2 separate regions of the Homo sapiens genome follow, and region 2 is linked to region 1. Evidence: chromatin loops called from intact Hi-C (ENCODE). Cell type or tissue: HepG2. All regions are shown on one strand. Links, peaks and the distances in the headings refer to the core of each region. The heading gives the core; the rest is flanking DNA.

Evidence for each region. Peaks named below come from ENCODE experiments on the same cell type or tissue, not always from the same donor. Only the 100,000 strongest peaks of a DNase experiment are listed, where the experiment ranks them.
Region 2: it touches region 1 in a loop (2.9-fold over the local background); 3 of 110 quality-filtered maps call a loop at or near these places.

Annotation. Positions count from the first base shown.
Region 1 is chr12:94,527,714-94,538,783 of GRCh38, reverse strand. The region is part of intron 2 of LOC102724960 (a long non-coding RNA gene); the gene reads right to left. Among named protein-coding and RNA genes, the nearest start is that of MIR5700, 29 kb to the left of the region's middle. In HepG2, for the core only: a CTCF peak has its summit at 5,791 (motif pointing right); DNase peaks (open chromatin) are centred at 3,123 and 5,793; H3K27me3 peaks cover 251 bases.
Region 2 is chr12:94,301,138-94,312,207 of GRCh38, reverse strand. PLXNC1 (plexin C1) reads right to left here. Exons shown (of 31, transcript NM_005761.3): 29 at 8,312-8,452; 30 at 8,157-8,231; 31 at 4,533-7,027. The coding sequence ends at 6,923. It overlaps CEP83 (centrosomal protein 83), which reads left to right. Exons shown (of 17, transcript NM_016122.3): 16 at 2,101-2,290; 17 at 3,291-4,510. The coding sequence ends at 3,395. Among named protein-coding and RNA genes, the nearest start is that of PLXNC1-AS1, 130 kb to the right of the region's middle. RefSeq lists a silencer at 6,281-6,380 and an enhancer at 6,995-7,874. In HepG2, for the core only: no CTCF peak of the experiment used is centred there; a DNase peak (open chromatin) is centred at 6,427.

The sequences.
Region 1 (11,070 bases), core at 2,084-10,083:
AGCCAGCATCAAATGGATGAGGGTAATCACAGGTTGGGTGCCTCCCAGATCTCACAAGAGTCCTCAAGGAATAAGGTAGCCCCTCAATTCATCAAGAGTTGAGAGTGTATACTCAAACCCCATCCAGGAAGCACCAATTTAAATGTAACTAATAAAAAAATGCACTTTCCAATAATACAGCTAAAAGGATAATGACATATGATAAAGTATTTAAAAAGCAAATTTAAAAGTGGCAGTTCCACATGCATACATACATACACAGATGAATACATTAGACTAAAAAAACTATGAGGCAGAAAACATCTAATGATTTTTATGCAAGGACAAATGACACATAGGGAAAACATGTGTAACTCATAGCCAAAAAATAATTTTCCTAATGTATCAGCACTCCTATAAATTGATTTTTTAAACCCAAAATCTAATAGAAAATTAGGTAGTTCATAAGAAAGGAAATAGAAATGCCTCCTAGATATAGGTAAAAATATTAAATCTTTGAGTAAGAAAATGAAAAATAAAATTACTCTGCAATATCACTTTTTTTTTTTTTTTTTGAGACAAAGTCTTGCTGTGTCACCCAGGCTGGAGTACAGTGGCACAATCTCAGTTCACTACAACCTCTGCCTCCTGGGTTCAAGTAATTCTCCTGCCTCAGCCCCCTCAAGTACCTGGGATTACAGGTGCCTGTCACCACACCTGGCTCATTTTTTGTATTTTTAGTAGAGATGGAGTTTCACCATGTTGCCCAAGCTGGTCTCGAACTGCTGACCTCAGGTGATCCGCCCACCTCGGCCTCCCAAAGTGCTGGGATTACAGGCATGAGCCACCACGTCTGGCCGCAATATCACTTTTCAACTGGCAAAGATAAAAGAAAGTTTGATAAGGATGTATGGAAACAAAGTGTCTCATAAATTGTTGGTGGGGCTTGGCACGGTGGCTCAAGCCTGTAATCCAAAAGCTTTGAGAGGCTGAGGCAGGAGGATTGCCTGAGCCTAGGAGTTCAAGACCACCCTGGGCAACATAGTGAAACCCCCTCTCTACAAAAAATAAAAAATAAAAAAATAAAAATAATTAGCCAGGCATTGGGGTGCACAGCTGTAGTCCCAGCTACTCGGGAGGTTGAGGTAGGAGGATCCCTTGAGCCCAGGAGTTTGAGGCTGCAGTGAGCTATAATCACACTGCTGCACTCCAGCCTGGGTGACAGAGCGAGACCCTGCCTCAAAAATAAAAAATTTAAAAATCACTGGTAGTGGTAGAGATACAATTTCTGTGGAGAGCAATTTGTCAATTTCTATTCATATTATAAGTGCATATACCCTTTGATGCAGCAGTTTAACTTCTTAGAATGTATTTTATGGGTATGGTCACATATGAATGACATGACATGTATATACAAGATTGTTTCCAACACTCTGTAATAACAAAAGATGGGAGATAGCCTACATGTCCATCTAGAGTGGCCAAGTAAATAAATTACTAGATATCCATATATTGGAATATTACTCAGCCATAGAGAAGAATGGGGGAGCTTTGTTTAAATGGACATGAAATAATCTTCAAGATATACAAGTGAAAACAGCAATATATAGAAGATATATAAAGTACACTACGCTTTAAAAAGAACAGGTGGGGCTGGGCACGGTGGCTCATGCCTGTAATCCCAGCACTTTGGGAGGCCGAGGCAGGCAGATCACCTGAGGTCAGGAGTTCAAGACCAGCCTGGCCAACATGGCAAAATCCCCTGTGTACTAAAAATACAAAAATTAGCCAGGTGTGGTGGCGGGTGCCTATAATCCCAGCTGCTTGGGAGGCTGAGACAGGAGAATCACTTTAACCCAGGAGGCAGAGGCTGCAGTGAGCTGAGATTGTTGCACTGCCCTCCAGGCTGGGTGACAGAGCAAGACTCTGCCTCAAAAAAAAAAAAAAAAAAAAAAAAGATAGGAAGAATGTAGCTGTGTGTGTATCTTTCTGAATAAGCATGAAGTATCTGTAAGGATCTATCGGAAACTCATGACATCCACTGCCTCCAGAGAGAGGCTCTGGGTGTGAGGATGTAAGAAAGAGCCCAGTGTCTTCCTGGTACAGAGTGGATCACAGGAATCCTAATCAACTCAGCAAATGCTAGTTGAGGGCTGGCCTTGTGCCGAGCACAGTGGCAGGTGCCAGGGGTGCAGCAGTTAATAGAGCAGACAAGTGTCCTGCCCTCCTGGAACTTACACCCTAGAGAATGAAACAGGCAATAAACAAGTAAGATAGATGGACAAACAGTCCGCTACACAGAAAGAAAAAGAGGTGCAGTGCTTGAAGAAAGTTAAAAATGGCACATGGAAAGGGTAAATGGGGTTGGCGTATCTATTATTTACATGGGGTGGTGGCCAGGGAAAGTCTCGTGTCATCCAGATATCAGGGGTGCAAGTATCCAGGACACAGCAAGTGCAAAGAGCTGACATAGGTATGATTGAGGAAGAGTGAGGAAGCCAGTGCGGCTGAAGCAGGGAGAGGGAAAGGGACTGAGGCCGGCGCTGGAATGTGTCCCTGCATCAACTGTTCTCGGGCACAGTGCAGGCTGCCTGGGCCTGCTGGGGGTGGTGTGAACTGTAGAAGAGAAATGGGTTGGGACATCCAACATTCTCAGTGATGCCTGTCTCTTTTTAGCCAATGGGTGTAATGACTTCTCTCTGAAATAACTTTCTGGGACAAGGCAGCCCTTTGACAATTCTAGTACCACGTCCCAAACATAGCGCTTGTCCCCGTAGCACAAAAGCCATCCTCCTTTCTCTTAGAGAGCCTGTGTGTCTTGGAAGGAAACAGATGCAAACATCTCTTCTAATATTGGCTGTTCCTGAGCCTATATGTTCCAGAAGTGGTCACAGATCAAACAGCCTTCTGCCCTTCTGTTTGGAAAGACGGCTGGGCCCCCAGGGAACCCCGGCTTCCACCGGGGGTGCACTTTCTCTGTGTGACATGTGCTATGTCAACTTTCTAGTCACAGTGGGTCCTCGTTCTTTAAGACAACAAATCCCCAGGGGAAGCGGGTTGACTCCTGCATAATTGGACAGTTGGCTGTATCCAGAGAGGAGTGTTTACAGAGCACATCAAGAGCCAGCCTGGGGACCCACGTGTTTGCTCAGTATCCACACGGCAAACAGCAAGAGCCTCCCTTGAATGGAGGGGTCAGGAAGGGATTTTCCTCAAATCTAAGTAAGCCTCTGGGGTGACAGCTCATTCAAAAGGCCATGGTGTAGGAAAGAGTGTCCTGGAATATGGGTGCCAGACCTTTGTCGTCTGGAGTGGACACAAAGAGTCTTTGCTCTCCCAGTTTGCTTTCTAGCAACAGAATCGACCCGGGGATACTGAGGGGGACCTGGGCCTGTTTCAGGGTCTAAGTGTCTGGAACCAGAACCCAAGGCCAGCTGTCAAGCAGGGGGCGGAGAGAAGGAGGGTGGCCCACTAGCTGTGCTCATAACAGAGGCCCAAGGCTTTTACGCGCATGATTAGTGATGAGCCGGTTGCCTGGCAACCGCAGCCCCTTCCCCCTTCTATCCATACCCCTCAGGCGGCATGTAATGTCTGTGACATTTTTCTTTTCATAGCGGAGACAGGGAATCGCCCCCTTCATTAGCTGAAGATGGTGCCCACCCGCCCATCCCCCCTTAGTAGCTTATTGATCTGACTCCCGATTTGAAATCATCTCCTCAGAGCAGTTAATTATTCATCGCATAGAAGACTGATTGCTGTGCCAAGATGACCTCACAGACAGGAGTTCATGGAAGGGAAGGGTTTAGACCAAGACCTGGCACACAGGAAGAGAGGTATAAAAATGAGCTGTTAAAAGAATTACCAGTATCTCTTTCTTCTAGGAAATCCCAGTCCTAAGATCTACACTGGCCAGACTTCACTGTTTTCAAAGAGCTTCACTGTTTTCTCTCAGCTTCTCAGAATACTGCAGCCAGAGATCTCTTCCCCTCTGCCCCCTGTAGCCAACTGCCTCAGCTTACAGACAGTGAATCTGAGGCCCAGTGAATGAGGCAGTGACTTTGCCGAAGTCACATAGCTCATGACGCCAGGGCTAGAAATACAGACCTCCTGTTCCTCAGTCTCTTCCTACTACACCTCTAGCCCTCAAAATTTAGCATGCCTAACAATTCTACCAGGAGTCACTCAAAAATGCAGATCTAGGAGCCCCTCCATGGCGCCATATTGGCTTCCCAGAGCTGCTGAAACAAATAATTACAAACTTAGTGGCTTAAAACAACACGGATTAATCATCTACAGCTTTAGAGGTCAGAAGTCCTAAAGTGGGTCTTGCAGGGCTGGGAGTGAGGTGTTGGCAGCTCTGAGTTCCTCCTGGAGGCTCTGGGGGAGGATCTCTTCCTCGCCTTTTCCAGCGTTCAAGGCCACCTTCATCCTCAGTGCGTGGTGTTTCCCTCCAATCCCTTCTCCTCATCACATCTCCGCCTCTCCTGCCTCCCTCTTCCCTTTGTTAGGACCCCCATGATCCAGTGGGCCCACCGGGGTAATCGAGGATAATCCCCCCATCTTAAGATTCTTAATTTAGTCGCATCTGTTAGGCCCTTTTCCCATGCAAGGTCACATATTTGCAGGTTCTGGGAACCGGGACATGGACACCTTTGGGGGTTCATTATTTTGTTTCTCCTGCCACGCCTCTGAGGCAGGATTCTGACTCAACCTCCTGGGCTAAAACCTAGGAATATTCATCTGAAACAACTCTCCTTCCGATTGGGAGGCAGGGGCTCCTGGAGCCTGGAGGGAAAGGCTGCGCCACACCCGCTGCAGTTGGAGGTGTCTCTTCTCGAGAAAGTGACTAGCAGGGCAAGTCACTATCCCATTTTATAAGATAGGAAACTCAAGGGAATGGTGAATTTCTAGAGAACAGTGAGAACAGTGAATTTCTAGTCCAAGGTTCCACAGCTAGAGCTGAAATTAATTAATTAATTAATTTATTTATTGTACTTACTTATGTATTTATTTTGAGAGGGAGTCTGTCACCCAGGCTGGAGGGCAGTGGCACGATCATGGCTCACCACAACTTCTGCCTCCCAGGCTCAAGTGATCCTCCCACCTCAGCCTCCTGAGTCGCTGGGACTACAGGCAGGCACCACCACGCCCACCTAATTTTGTATTTTTTGTAGAGATGAGGTCTCACTGTGTTGTCCAGGCTGGTCTCAAACTCCTGGGCTCAAGCGATCCTCCTGCCTCAGCCTCCCAAAGTGCTGGGATTATAGTGTGAGCCACTGCATCTGGCCTGGAGCCAGAGTTTAGACCCAAATCCCCTATTTCCACACCCTCTGTTCTTTTTACTACAGCACAGTCACCACCTAAATTCTCCCTCTATTGTGTAAACACAGTATGGTGGGGACTGCCCCCCTCATCTCACAGACAAAGATACCGTGGCACAGAAGGGGTCCAGCCACCTGCCCAAGGCCTGCTGCCTGGCTTCTGGCCGAAGCGCCACTGACCCGGGAAGCCCTGGACAGATCAGGCATCTCCTTCACTTTCTCCCATGGAGATTTTATCCCTACTCATCTGCTGAGAAACACTTTTTAACACAGAATGAGATTGATGTGGTAGACTCATTTCAAATACACGGAGCAGAAACAAACTCGGAGCCTTTTGGTGGATTATCTGTGTGGAGCAGACTGATGGCAATTAGGGGTTTGGGGAGACGGCAGGTGGGGGTGACAGGCTCTTCTATCCCTGTCCCATGAGGAAACCTAACAAAGGAGACCCTCCTCGCCGGTGCGCAAGTGTGTGAGTCAGCGCCAGGGGGCAGAGTTTGTCCAGGAATGAGAATGCACACGCCACTGTGCTTTGGCTTAAGGGTGATGTTAAGAAGGACGAGATTCTGGTGTGCAGGGTCATTGCCTTTAGTACAACCTTAGCCAATAGGTTTCTAATTGGGCCATTTATCTGGAAATAAGTGTGACATAAGAGCCCTGGAGGGTGGGTTGAGAGCAGATGCAAAGTGACTAAAGAGCATGCCACGAATGCATTTTTATAGGGTCAATTGTCTCATAATCTTTGTGTTCTCTTTTGGTGTGAATTAAATTCTGACCACTACTTGGCAATTTGTCAGAAGGCAGTCAGCTTAAGTATTGAGAAACACTGAATAATATTTCAAGAGTTTTCTAGTACATGGCCTCTGCAGCTGGAAAACATTAAAAAAAAGTTCACTTGTTTTTTCTTTTTTTCTTTATTATTCTTATTTATTTATTTATTTATTTATTTATTTTTTTGAGGTGGAGTCTCGCTCTGTCGCCCAGGCTGGAGTGCAGTGGCACGATCTTGACTCACTGCAAGCTTCGCCTCCCGGGTTCACGCCATTCTCCTGCCTCAGCCTCCTGAGTAGCTGGGACTACAGGCGCCTGCCACCACGCCCAGCTAATTTTTTGTATTTTTAGTAGAACCGGGTTTCACCGTGTTAGCCAGGATGGTCTCGATCTCCTGACCTTGTGATCCACCTGCCTCGGCCTCCCAAAGTGCTGGGATTACAGGCGTGAGCCACTGCACCTGGCCTTATTTATTTATTTTTTTGAGAGGGAGTCTCACTCTGTTGCCCAGGCTGGGTGGAGTGCAGTGGCGCAAACTCGGCTCACTGCAACCTCTGCCTCCTGGGTTCAAACGATTCTCCTGCCTCAGCCTCCCCAGTAGCTGGGACTACAGGAGCACACCACCTCACCTTGCTCATTTTTGTATTTTTAGTAGAGACAGGGTTTTATCATGTTGGCCAGGCTTGTCTCCAACTCCTGACCTCAGGTGATCCACCCCCCTTGGCCTCCCAAAGTGCTGAGATTACAGGTGTGAGCCACTGTGCTCAGCCTTATTATTATTATTTTTGAGACAGGGTCTTGCTCTGTTGCCCAGGCAGGAGTGCAGTGGCACGATCATAACTCACTGCAGGCTCCCACCTCAGCCTCCCCAGTAACGAGGACTACAGGTGCACACCACCACACTTGGCTAATTTTTTTTCTTTTTTTTTTTTTTTTTGGTAGAGACAGGGTCTCACTATGTTTCCCAGGCTGGTCTTGAACTCCTTGGATCAAGCAACTTTCTGGCCCCAGCCTCCCAAGCATTGGGATTATAGGTGTGAGCCACTGCACCCAGCCAATTTATTTTCTATTTTATTTTTAATTTTTTGCAAATTAATGTGATTATGCACACACAGTAGCTGTAGAAGCTTCTCCTCACATCTGCCCCCATGCCGTCCCAGCCCCTGAGTGGGACAGTCCCCACAGAGGTGGAGGCAACAGAGCACACTGGGTACGTTGCTTGGGAATTAACCCCAACGACACACAATTCAACCATCTGCGAGGCAGCGACATTTGGACAGATTTGAATTATCAGTAGCCTGAGGATGCTCTCTTTTTTAGAACAATAACTACCATTCATGAGAACTCCTTAGGCACCAGACACTGGGGCTTCCCTTGTAGAATCTCATCTAGGCAATAAAACGATTCTGTAAAGTAGATGCTATTATTATTATCCATATTTTACAGTTGAGGAAACTGAAACTATGAGGGGCTAAGAAAGTTGTTCAAAATTACCCAGCTAGGTGAGCTGGGCATAGTGGCTCACACCTGTAATCCCAGCACTTTGAGAGGCTGAGGCAGGCAGATCACTTGAGGCCAGGAGTTCGAGATCAGCCTAGGCAACATGGTGAAACCCTGTCTCTACTAAAAATACAAAAATTAGCTGGGTATGGTGGTGCATACCTATAATCCCAGCTATTCGGGAGGCTGAGGCAGGAGAATCGCTTGAACCTGCGAGGCAGTGGTTGCAGTGAGCTGAGATCGAGCCACTACACTCCAGCCTGGGCAACAGAGTGAGACTCTCTCTCTCACACAACAACAACAGCAACAACAACATTTACCCAGCTAGGAAGTGGTTCAACCAGGCCTCAGACAGAGCCATCTGACCCCAAAGCCCAGGGACTTAGCTCCTGTTTTCCTAGAAGCCTAAGCAATCCTAGCCCAATGGAAAAAAACCTGCTCATAGATTCTGACACTTTACATTCTAATTTGAACATGGTGCTGATTTGGTGGGTGGCCTTAGAGAGGTGACTTCATATCTCGATTGAATCTTAAGATCTTAGGGTGAGACAAATGCTTCATAACTCAACTGGCCGGAGTACATATAATATGACTTCTATGTTGGGGACATTTGGATCATCAAGAGCCCACACTAGTATGTGGAGTCAGGGGCCATCGACAGCTCTGAGATCTATAGGAAGCTGGCACTGGGGTCAGAAGGAAGTTTCTATAAAATGGAAATGTAATGGGATGATGTGAGGTATGAGTAGAATTATTCTCTCAAGCTCCTGGTTGCTAAAAGGTACAAAGAATGTATCAGTCTGCCCACAGGCTCAGGTTTTGGAGCTGGGGACTTGGCAGAGGATGGTCACGTGTTGGGCAAAGAGAAGTAGGCATTGGAGAGATGTTGCACGAGGCCATCAGCTGGGGTCAGCTGGAAGAGGAAGGCCACATGTCCCAAGGGACCCCTGGGAGCTGCTTGGGCATTTAGTGCCAGGGCAAGTCTTGGGGACCACTTGCTAAGCCATGGAGACCAACAATTCTGCCATAGGCAATCACAAAAGAACATATTCAACTTTCTCTTTTCTTCCTTTTCCCCCAAAGCTACAGGGGAAAGCACAGGCAAGAATCGGGTGGGAGAGAAGTAGACCATGTCTCCACCCCGCCACTCCCAAATCTTTTAAAGCCATGAGTCTAGTCTGCACTAGAGGCGAGGAGGAAAGCTTTGAATCCAATATAAGAATGAAATTTTACATTGAACAGAGTTGAATCTTAATAACTGGAGAGAAACTGTTGTGATAACTAAAATGAAAAGTTGTAGAATCAGACTGGGATATATGTAGCTAATGGAGCCTGCTACCCAGTGGGAAAGAGAGGTTCCACAGAGCATAATTGATTGATTTTATTGGGGTAAAAAAATTACTTCATGTTTATCTTCCCAGAGAATTGACAATCTTTACTAAACCTGTTACTCAAAGGTGAATCAATAAATATATGTTCTGCCACGGGTGAAAGACTACAAGCCTGCCTTTTTACACTGCACAGTTAGTTCCTATGTGTGTGGGATGATCACATGGTTCTTTGGGACTTCAGTCTTGCAGAAGTGTCTTGGGTACCTCAGATAATGGTGGGGAAAGCCAAGAGTTTCTCTTTTCATCAAATTTGTAATTGTAGTTCGTTCTTCTGCTCCCACACAAGTATTGGGTTAGAATATTCATCTTAAGTGCCCTTCCTCTGCTCAGAGACTTCTGCCCCCTGAGACGTCTGGATCAATACCGACTCCCAACCTCTGACACCTCTCCTCACCCCCACTCTCCACCTCTACCTCGACCATGTCTGCCTGCCTGCCTGCCTGCCTTCCTTCCTTCCTTCCTTCCTTCCTTCCTTTTTTTTGAGATGAGGTCTCACTCTGTCACCCAGGCAGGAGTGCAGTGGTGTGATCTCAGCTCACTGCAACCTCTGCCTCCCAGGCTCAAGTGATCCTCCCACCTCAGCCTCCTGAGTAGCTGGGACCACAGGTGCATGCCACCACGCCCAGCCATGTTTTTGTATTTTTGGTGGAGATGGGGTTTCGTAGTGTTGCCCAGGCTAGTCTGGGACTCTTAGCTCAGGTGATCTGCCCGCCTCGGCCTCCCAAACTTCTGGGATTATAGGCGTGAGCCACCTCGCCTGGCCTCCCTCCTGAACTTTCAGCACTCAGCTTGAGCTCTGGGCTTCAGAAGGGCTATACAAACGAACTTAAATTGTAGTCATAATGGTGATAATCTCACCTCAACCCTGAGTTCCTGCCACTCCTTGACTATAGATTTAGGCAGTACAAGAACCCATAGATAGACACATCCATGGGACAAAGGCAGGAGTCCAGAACAGACCCAAGGATGAATCATAATTCACTCTGTGATGAAGATGATATCTCGAATTCATGAGAAAAGGCAAAGTATTCCATAAACAGTGCTTGAATAATTGGTTAACTACATGTGGAAAAACAGCCATTTAAATTCCCGTTTCTGATGAGGCTCAAAACACAATACCCCAAAATATGACACCTTGGCATACTGAGTATTTTTTAAGCTGAAGGAAATTGAAAAAAATCACAGTAGCAAGGTCTCTCTGACCTTCCCCCGCCCCCTCTCTCCTGAAGCAAGGCCACAGAAACTAGAACTCCCCTCAACCCTTTTTCCGTGAAGCAGGCCATAAAACCGAGAAAAGTCACTCTTTGACTTTCTCCCTCCCTTCTCCCCGAAGACCTTCATGTGGCAGGTGTCTTGCCCTATACCCAGAGGGAAGAAATGTCACAGTGGGGTGCCAAGAAGAATCTGAACAAATGGATCATGCTAAATTCTCCCCAGTTTTTTTGTGGGGAGCGGGGGAGCGGGTTATTTTGGATGGAGTTTCTCCTTGTTGCCCAGGCTGGAATGCAATGGCGCGATCTCGGCTCACTGCAACTGGGTGAACTCCGCCTCCTGGGTTCAAGCAATTCTCCTTCCTCAACCTCCCAAGTAGCTGGGATTACAGGCATGCACCACTATGCCTGGCTAATTTTTGTATTATTAGTAGAGACGGGGTTTCACCATGTTGACCAGGCTGGTCTTGAACACCTGACCTCAGGTAATCCACCCGCCTCGGCCTCCCAGAGTGCTGGGATTACAGGTGTGAGCCACTGTGCCTGGCCCTCCCCAGTTTTTTACCATTAGATTGTCCTCCAATCATACTTCTGCACGACTGTCCATACAAATACACAAATATTCCTAATTCTTCAGGTTTTTATTTCTGAAGGCTCCTGTGTTACATAACATTTATATTAAATAAATATGTTCTGCTGGCTGTGTATAGTGGCTCATGCCTGTAATCCCATCACTTTGGGAGGCTGAGATGGGAGGATCGCTTGAGCCCAGGAGTTCAAGACCATCCTGGATAAAATGGCAAAACTCTGTCTCTATAAAAAAAAAAAAAAATACAAAAATTTGGCCAAGCGTGGTGGCTCACGTGCTGTAATCCCAGCACTTTGAGAGGCCAAGGT
Region 2 (11,070 bases), core at 1,790-9,789, 230 kb after region 1:
TAGAATTAGTGCCAGCCTTACAATACTCTATTCCAAAGTAGGAGGCCGCCTTTAGTTTATTAATTTGGTAGTAATTTGTAAATTACAAACATGCTTGTAATTTTGAATTTTGTTTCAATTCTTTTTTTTTTTAAACATGGGGTCTTCGTCTATGGTTCAGGGTGGAGTGCAGTGGCACGATCATAGCTAACTGTAGCCTCGAACCCCTAGGCTTAATCTATTCTCCTGCCTCAGCCTCCCAAAGCACTGGGATTACAAGCATGAGCCACCATTCCTGGCTCAGTCCTTCTAAAACAGAATTCAACTTACTTCCTCTTCCATAAACATTAATATTGAAATGTTAGCAATTCAAGATTGGCCAGTTGTGGTGCAGATCATCTAGAATTTTGAGTGATTTTGAAATTATATTTGATTACTGGATGTCGTGTCCAAAAAGATGATGATCTGTGAAGGCCTGGAAAGTTAGCCTTTTTCTCCATGTCATTTTTTCCTAAAGTTGTGTAGCTTCACCTTTGTGATTACCTTTTATAATAGGAAAAACCAGTGTTTTTCCTATTCTCACACAGTCAACACAACATTTCTGACACCAGATGTTTGGGGTTTTTTCCTATACATGGAGTAATCAGTTTTCCAGTGGACACGAGCTAGGTGTCCTGTAATTCAGGTCTGATCCTGTCTACCTGGATTTAGCATCAGATCCCACAGGTAGAGGGCTCAGTCCCACAAGACTGCCCCCCACTTCAGAATGCAGCCATAAGCCCCAAGTTGTAACCCGTGCTTCTGACTGGCTAAAAATGGCCATAAATTGGGGTTCCCATGACCTGCTCATCATGTTCAGTTAATTTGCTAGAGCAGCTTACAGAACTCAGGGAAACTTATGTTAACCAGCTTACTAGAAAGGATATTACAAAATATATAGATGAGCAGTCAGATGAAAGAGATACATAGGAAAAGTTATGAGGAAGGGGGTGTGGAGTTTCCATGCCCTCTCTGGGCATGCCTCCCTGCAGACACCTGCACATGTTCAGCAACCCAGAAGCTCTCTGACCCCATGCTTTTGGGTTTTTATGGAGGCTTCATTACATAGGCATGATTGATTACATCATTGGCCATTGGTGATCAACTCAACCTTTAGTCCTTTACCTTCCCAGATGTCATGGGGTGGGGTTGGAGAGTGGGGCTGAAAGTTCCAACCCTCTAATCATGCCTCAGTCTTTCTGGTGACCTGCCCCATCCTGAAGCTATTCAGGGGCCCCCAGCCACCAGTTATCTTATTAATATACAAAAGATACTCTTATCACTTCAGAGTTTCCCAGAGTTTTAGGAGCTGTGTGCCAGGAACCAAGGGCAAAGACCAAATATATATTTCTTACTAAAATATTACACTGACATTTTGAAAATTAGATTGAACTATGAAAATCTCTATATTTGACCATATTTCACCTATTTAAAAATGGCAATTTTGTAAGCTTCAATCCAGCATTTTCTTTACACTTGACCCTTGACAACATGGGCTTGAACTGCATGGGTCTACTTATATACAGATTTTTATTCGGGCAAACATGGATAGAAAATATAGTATTCACAGGATGTGAAACCCACCAGTTCAGAGAACCAACTTTTCCATTATGAGGGTTCTGCAGGGCTGACTGCAGGACTTGTATGCACAGGCTTTGATATATGAGGGATGTCCTGGAACTAATCCCATGTGTATACTGAGGGATGAACTGTATTTTTATTTGATTCTTTCTGTAAGATAAGGCACTCTTTTGGTTTAGAGTCTCCCTTTAGTTTCAGGATTCATGAATGGGGGTGAGTAGGAGGGTAGGAGTGAGTACCAAAGTATCAAAAGATTTTAGATCTTTAATTAGCAAATAAAACTTTATAATGAGTTGATAGTCTGCAATGCTAATGATTGCTAATGATTAAGATGTTATGTCATGTTTCTGTTTATCTTTCTAGGTAAACAGATTTTTTATCTATATATTATATATAGATCTCATAATTTAGAAATTCCAGTTTAAAATTATATTCTGTGAATCATACTGTGCTTCAATAGGGTATAACCATGTTAAAGAAACATTTCTTTTTCTTTTTAAGACAAAATGTTCCTTTTGAAGACTATACAAGGCTTCAAAAAAGACTAAAAGATATACAGAGAAGACATAATGAATTTCGAAGTCTAATTTTGGTTCCTAACATGCCTCCAACAGCATCTATCAATCCTGTTAGCTTTCAGTCATCAGCCATGGTTCCAAGCATGGAACTACCATTTCCTCCTCATATGCAGGTATGAGCATTTATTTTAGGGGGAAAAAAAAAGTCGTACATTTTTGTAGGTTTTTATGTTTAAATATGGTGATAAAACTCAAATTATAACTTTGGTCAGTGCTCAAAATTCACCACAAAAATGGCATAAACATTTAAAACTACTTTTAACTTCTTCCCTTTCATTTAGCATAGAAATTTGCTGAATTCAGTTTGAATCATGATCCTTTAGTGTTGGTGCTGAGAGTGAAATCTCTTACTGGACGATAGAAAAGAGGAAACTTGATTGAGTCATTGAGTAACCTAGAGTTTGTAGCTTATTCATAATGTTAATAGTAATTACTACTGAGAATTTACTAACGCAGTGAACTGTGCATGTTCCGTGCAATGTCTAATACTAACGAAAAATGCTTTGAGGGCAGATATTACTATTCCTAATTCATAGATAAGGAAACTGATTCAGAGTGAAGTGACTTGCATAAGGTCATAGCTAATAAGTGACAAAGTTTCAAACCTAAACCTGTTGAATCCAAAACCCGGGCTCTTTCTATTGTATCAAGCCCCTGAGGTATTGAAGGAATCAGATTGATTCTTTTTCAGAAGATGGGAGTATTAATAAGTAATTATGTTTTATAACATAAGCACAGAAGATTTTAATCACTGAATTGAATCTCAGGCCAAGTGCTTTGTTTATAATAAACTGCTGTTAAACACCAGTGTTGTTGGAAAGTTACCATGTAAGTATACCTGGGCCCTGCATTAGTATTTTCTAATTCACTCCCTGGTGAATTTTATACCTAGAGAAGAACAGACTACGGGTTTTGCTTAAGGCTAGAGCCTGAGGCAGGAGAGAAGCAAAACTAGATGGTAGTTTAGCCCATGCTACTGTTTTTAGACTGCTACAGTGGTCAGCATTTCCTTGCCAGATGTTATAGGCATATATAAAAGAGGCAGTCCAAGGTTGCTACCTAACAGTTTTTCTAATAGTTTCTTTTGCTATGCTTTCTCTACATCATTTTAAGGAGGAACAACATCAAAGGGAACTCTCTCTACTTCGCAAAAGACTAGAAGAACTGGAAACAACACAAAGAAAACAACTAGAGGAACTTGGATCTTCCGGAGAATGATGTTCTTGGAGAACAGGCAGATCAAAAGAGGTGAAGTTGGTGACTCAGTAAAACTTGACATTTTAACCTGTGGCATTTAGATACTTTTTACTGTTTGCCAAAACACTTGAATGTGCCTCAAGAAAAGGTACCTACTACATGCTGTATTGTATGACTGTCAGGATTTTAAGATTATACAAGTGAAGCATTAAAAGAGAAATTCTCAGAGATATTTAGAATATTTGACAATGGTTTGAGAATGTAAAACAAAAAGGAACTAGTTAGAGTCAAGTTTTAAAATTTTTACTTTGTTGAATTTTTTTTTTTGGCATTTTGAGTGAAATATAACTATCATTAATTCTCTCTTCATCTTTGAGATGCTTGGCCATAACAGGGTCCATACACATCTTCTGGTTTACTATATACAAAAACTGTAGTTGAAAAAAGATGACAATTTAAAAGTCAGCCTAAAGAATGTAAAGGTATCTATATACAAAAGGCTACCTTTTCTAAAATCTGTGTGCACATAATTAAAGAGCTTAATTTTTTTTTAATCGTGTGTTTAATTTTACATCAACCATATAGCATATATTTAGCAATATGACAGTCTACTGATTTTGGCTTTGTTAGAATAGAGAATAAGTGCAAATAATTAAATCCTATGGCTGTATTAACAAGGGGGCCATTGATTATAAAACTTGAACTCAGGTCCTTTTATAAACATTGTTGGTATTTAACTTTACTTCCCATTACTGTGGATCTAACCAAATAATTATGTGTTTTGTGTCCCTAAGTATGCTCTCATTTTTTTTGGTCTACACCCATTGGAAGCCTTTTTAATGTGACATCTTTTAGAGGAATTCTGCTGGAATAATTTCATGTTAACGAGGCTAAAGCTCAAGTCTCCCAAATTAAGTGGAATGTTCATTATCCCAAGGTGTTCATAGTCAAAAGTCCCAGTTGATAGTGAAGAAGGCCAGGACTGTAATTGAGCAGTCCTTAGCACCATTTAGCAAACTAGGTTTACTTACTACATAATATAGCTGCTTATTCACAGCATATACAGTGACACCTTATCTCTGAAAAATAATTTCCACGGAGCCACTTAGAATAAAAAAACTATTATAACTAGAAAATTGAAAAAAAAAAAAGACAGTCCACAGTTACATCAAAATGTTTATTTTTTGGATATAGACATTTAAAACATTCATCTCCAAGAACAGCTTCAATCAGGTATACAATAAGAAATAGACTTTAAATCCTAATACAGAAAAGGTAACAGAATTTTTTTGAATGCTGCTGTAGACACTAGTGTTAGAAAAAAAAGTTTATAAATGGTTTTGCACCAAAAAAATATGCAAAGAAACTTGAAAATAGAAATTGTTTGCCATTTGTTGCTCTGGTTGCTGTTTAATATAGACCCAGTGACTGATTGTCTTCAGCACACATCTAATTTGGCCATTTACTGCATTTGGCTAATGTGATCCAAAATGTGATCTAGATAGTGCTTTTCACTGGAGGATTGACAAACACGCTACATACATTAGTGAATCTTCATACCACCTCAGTGAGGTAGCTTAGAAATATTATACAGAAATTGAGGCACAAAGAGGTAAGTGACTTGCCCAAAGTTCCCAACAGCACAGTCCCTGGAAGAGGAGGTAACTCTCCACACAGGACTCATGTGCCAGAAAGCTGGACAGGGACACCCTCATGTAGCATTTAGTAAATACTTAGATAAAGCTGTAGCTGATCCTTTGAGTTTTCAGTACCCTAAAGTAGTAGGGGAAGTCTTTTGGGCAACTCTCCTACCCTTGGCTCTCAACTTTCCTACTGTTGTTCTCTTATGAACTCCTTCACCTCTTTGAAGACTGTAGCAGCCTTCAATGGGGACCAGACCTCTCACCTTTATTCTGATCTGTCATCTATTTGGTAGTTTTGTTTGTTTGAGGTGTGTCCGTTGGACAGACAATGGTCAAAAGCAACAGGATTGGGAAGGTGCCTATCAGGGTAGTAACTGCTTATTTTCTCTGATCAGTTTGTTGAGGTGTCACCTCTCTCATGCTTTTCCAGATAATACAGAAGCAAAAAGGAATTGCCTTTAAGACAAATTCATATTTAAATCCTAATGCTCCATACAGTGTTGGTAAATGATTTCAAGGAATATGTGATCAATGTTATTTGACTTGAAAAAATTTTCTTTCCTAGATGGGGGATTTGGAGCACCAAGGGTAAAAGGTGCCTGCCACAAGAAAAGCTCAAGAGTTGCCAATTATGCTGTTTACTTCTTCTGGTTTAATAGAAGGAAAACACAGTGGTATTAAAACTGGTCATGAGCAGCAAAAATTCAGGAATTAAAAAATCAGCACTAAAAAGACTACAGTATAACTGGATAGAGAATTCTTTAAAAAGAAAGGCATGAATAAAATGGGTATTTTAAATTCTTTCTCCTGCGAGGAATACTTTCAAAAAGTACATAGTAAGACTAAGATACCAAGTTGTATACTAATATTTTTCAGGCCTTGGGCCTCAAATATATATATTTATATATAATACTCCAGTGTGAACAGCAATTCGATAAAATGTAAAATGTATCTTTTTTTTTTTAAATCACACACAAGTATTCATAACCACAGGGTTCACCAGAAATCTAAAGCAAGGAGACACTCACTCATATAGAAATGGAGTTACTCTTCCACAGATCGTTCTGATCAAAGGTTTTGGAACAGAAATGAATTAATGATTTTTTTGTATAATATCCAACATGTCCACTATCAAATACATTTAGTATGAAAAAACAGATGAAGAAAAGGAACATACATTAGGACAAAGTATCTGGTTAAAATGCTGTTCATTTAAATAAAGCCCACTCTCCTTACTTTAGAGCTCCTTGGTGAAATGGAGGTGAGTTTGATGGAGTGCAGTTGATGACCACTGAAAAACACGAGCCCTTTCAACAATGTTGCAACACTGTTAGTTTTTGGTTTAAACACACACACACACTCACAAATGCTAAGTGTACACTACCAAATTCTGCGGTCAGCTTTTCCAAGAACTACTGGGGAAAGTTTCAATGCTGCAAATCCTCGAGGTTGCCCTAACACCCCCACCTTGTTTCCAAATGACTCATTTCACATTTTGTTTTGAGCACTGGCAGTATCCCTTTACAATGCAGAGGTGCAGTGTAGCACAAGTGCTACATAGCTGTAGTTTTCAAACAAAACCACTTATATCATTGTGCTTAAGTGGAGACTGTAGTTACAATACTGACATTCGCTTACTGGCCTTGTATTCTCTGTAAACAAGGAGGCTGTTTGCAACAACCACTTCAACTCTATTTACAGAAGGGTTCCCACGGTATACACACAGGCACAAGGGTTGGTATGCTTTCTAAAAGCTGTGCATGTGCCTTGGTCTCTTAAAAAGACAGTGCCCAAAGTGGAACCTATGTGCAAACAACAAATTAACGACACAGAGTAGCTCAAGCAGCCATTTTGCTCCCAAGTCGTCTGAAGAACTTTGCCAGATTAAGCCAGGCCCCAGAGTGCTTACATCCACTTGCATTTCTTCTTTTCATCAAATAAGACTTTTACATGCAAGAGTTGTTTCTGAGCTTCTTCCAGCCCTCGTTCTCTTTCTAGTTTATTTAGAATCTGTTGACAATTAGAACAGTTATTTTAGATATTGTGGTTTTAGCGTTACAATTCTGTTTTTTGCATACCTGATGCTGTGAGTGGTAAAATCTGTATGAAACAGATGCCAACATTTTCTTCCATCATTTACATACTCACTTTGCAAGTTGTTTTGCTAAGTCCTTATCACAGGATCAACAATACCTTGGCTTAAAATAGAAGCTCGCAAGAAATACCAACTATTTGCTTACAAATATGGGGCCAGGCTTCCTAGGCCCTGCTTTATGCATTATGTCACAGCCATTCCAAGCACAGCAAGCATTCCTGGGCAGCCAACATGCAGGCAAGTATTTCTCCTTAAATGCAGCAGGCAGGGACATCCTGGTCAGAGACAGATCCTTCCCTTCCCTCCCATCTGGGCAGTGTAGTCCCTCCTCGTGCTTCCCTTCTCTCCCCTGACCCCTGGAACGAGGGATGCTTATCATGTTTAAGAACTCATTGCCTCTACCCTACCTTAGAGCTTCACTTCATCTTCAAGTAGCAAATGGAATTGGTGAGCTATTCTCACCATTGACATGGATAGCCTGTCCCAGCATGATTGGGGGGGAATCAGGGAAGGGGGAGTTAACATTTGTTTGGAAACAAAGCATCTGATGAATGTGTCTGTTTGAATTTCCAAAGAAAAAAACCCAGATTAAGGAGAATTAATCATAAAGGAGAATGGTTTATTGAAATAGTCGCTTAAGTTAGAAATATGTCATAATTTCATATAACGATTGAATACAGAATCTAGGCAATTTAACAAGCTTAGCTTTCATTTTTAGCAAATTACAATCAAGCATAAGCTGACCCCATTTAATAGGGCCACTACTTACTCATCAAAGTTAACTTGAGTCAGGGTGGCTGTAGGCCCCATGAACTCAAATGTAAATTCAGGCTGGTCCAAATGTGGGCAGCATGATAAAACTGTAAGGGGGGCAGCCATGTACAGGGTCTGGCTCAGTGCCAGGATCCCCCATCTCAGACAGGCTTCCTGGCTTCCCTTTCTGGCCTTTTGGGATGCCAGAGCTGTTCTGAAACTGACAGAATGCTATAACCACATCCTTGTGCCTGATTCAAAGGTTAAAAACAATGTTATTTAAAATCTTACCTCATCAAAATATTTTACGATGTATTTGTAAATTTCTGTCAAGGCCACTTCTTCATTAAATTCATTTTCATGTTTCTAAAAGAAAGACTTGTTGAGAGATTCTGAAATGACGTAAAGTAACCAAATATAAGCTTATTTCTGCTTTCTAATGATACCTTAGATTCCTGAGTTAAAAATTCTTCCATTTCTGAGGATGACAATGGAGGCAAATCCCTGATTGCTTTGTAATAAGATTTTACTTCTTCTTTGTAGGTTGGGATATCCTTGGCATAGAGAAGCTTATTAGTTGGTGCTTCCTGGGGAAAAAAAAAAAAAAAAAGCAACCATCACCAAAAGAGTAAAAAAAAAAAAAAAAAAAGATGGAGGAATTTATAATATTCCAATGTAGCTGAACCCCCACCACCAACCAGTTTTACCTCTTGCTAACAAGGCTTCATGCAGTAGGCCTTAAATGTTGTTGACTGAATGACTGACTGCTATCTAGATAGTTCTGGTGAGTCACTGTTATTTTCAGGCAGATTAAATGCTAATATATTCTGCCTTCCTCTCATAAAAGAACTAAAATTATTATTTTTGCATGATTTTGAGTTACTGTAACAATGGAACTTATTTCAATCATAGTTCATTACTAATGGTTGTAAAAAGCCTGAATTAAAACATTTGCTCTCATCCTCACCCACCAGTGAATTTGGCATTTACAAAAGACTTGATTGTAGGTCTGATTGAGCCCTTTATATAACCATGAAACTGGTAAGTAATTGGCAGAGGCAGATTTTCCAGCTTGTCCCTTTTATTTCATTAGATTATAGACATCATCCAGTTTCTTCAGGGAAGCACATGGTCATTAGTATTGGTGGCTCTGATGTGTGATTTTGCAGAGGTTCTCTGGCAATTTGAATGATTCTACGTAATTATAACAGTGATATTTAAAAATTAAATATGATTTTATTTTTAAAAATCATTATTTTTCACAAAACTTTAAAAAATTCTACTCAGGGAAGATAGGTAAGTTAATGATAGGGCTAATGTCCCAGCCCATGAGGCTGAATCAATGGCTTGATGAATCATTCTGAAGGATGCCTAGAGACTGAGATATTATTGAGATTTTCTCATTTGTCAAATTTAAGTGGAACCCAGAAATCATGCTATCATTCATTCATTCAATAAACATTATTAAGCACTGGAGCAGGCATTGAGAGTACAATGATAAAGACTAGTGGCTGCCCTTGAGAAGCTTACAATCTAGTTGCAAAGACAGATTTATGAAGTGCTTACTATGATACAAATAATTAGCAGCAGTAGTTGACAGAAAGAGTTGGACAAATCAGAAATCATAATTCTGCTACTTTGTGTGGTTTCAGGCAAGACTTGTAACCTCCCAGAACATCAATTTTCTCATCTATAAAATGAGGGTAATAATAACTACCTTATTTGGTACTTGTGAGGATTAAGTGAAGTGTGTCAAGAACATAATTCATAAACAACTGTTTTTAGTGTGAACAAACATTTAAGTGCCTTTCAGTGTGCTGCATGCTAAGATGAACTTTATTAGTCAAATGAAGAAAGTGCTGTAGGAAATATATTGGGGAAAGTTCACAAAGTAGGCATATGTAGACTGATCTGAGTCTCCTACAGTTTCTGGTCCTCATTAGGAAATCATATTTGTCGAATGAATAAAATGTTTATGATGAATGAATGGGTAGGATTTTACTAGACAGAGGGACTGTGAGACAGGAAAGATGAGCAAAGGGGTGTGAGAACAAGTTCATGGTGTGAACTTGGGAAAAGTAAAAGCTGTAGCACAGTGGGTATGTGGGGCGTGCAAGAAAATAACGAGGCCAGCAAAGAGGGCTGAAGCCCATCAGGAAGCACTATGTGGCACTGTGAAGACTTTAGCTGGTAGGTAATGGGAAATAGTTGCAATTTTTAAGAAGCAGACTGACATCATCAGATTTATGTTTTAGAAAGATTACCTGAGAGACAGTGAAAAGGAAAAGTTTAGAAGGAAAGGTGGACAGCAGGGGCAAGGACACCAATTAGGAAGCAGTTATCCCAGTAGGGACGGGATGAAGGGATAAGGCTAAGTGATAAGGCTAAGGAAGGAGGAGGGAGCGACAGACATTTGAGACAGAAGTAAGTGGTAACCAATAATTTGGGGATAGAGGTTGGAAGGAAGAGGAGTCAAAGATAACGTTGAGGATTCTACCTTGAGAGACTAGGCAATGCTAGGGAAGACAAAAGTAAAAACAGGTTTGTTTTGCAGAAATACTGCTGATAAAGAGTTTAGATTATGACTGGGAGTCTGAGGCACCTGTGGAACATCAGTCTCCATTCATTCCAGGTACTCTTAAAGTCCTGCCCAAGAACTCCTCCTCAGTGTTCAAAGATCCATTAGGCACAGATATTGCTCAGTTTAGTATATTTTGGAGCGCTCAAATAAGACCAAAACATCTCTTTCGAAGTTTGCTCTGATTTTTGTCTTTCTTTGAGTTCTTGGGACTATTGATCAGCAAAGAAAACCATAGGAAAACAGTACTCATGCTTTGATTAGAAACTGACAAACTGGTATTGTTAGAAATCTTGAGCAAGATTTTGTGTCCCATAAGCAATGTGTTATATTCAAATAGGCATTTTATGTATATTCAAATAGAATTGATTTAGGCAAATTTCAATGGTTGCATATTTTGGGTTAATAGTTTATCAGTGTCCATAGAATATTTTTCTAGGAAACAAAACGCATACTTTGTGATAAAGTTTTTCACAGGCAGAATTCTGCAGTTGGGTGGGGCTAATTATTTTGTTTTTCACTTTAAAAAAATTAGATTAAAAATAATGAGACAGATTTTAAATAACAGCAAATTGACAGTGGCCCTTGCTATCTCTTTTTAGCTGGTGTAGTTTAGACCAATTGTTT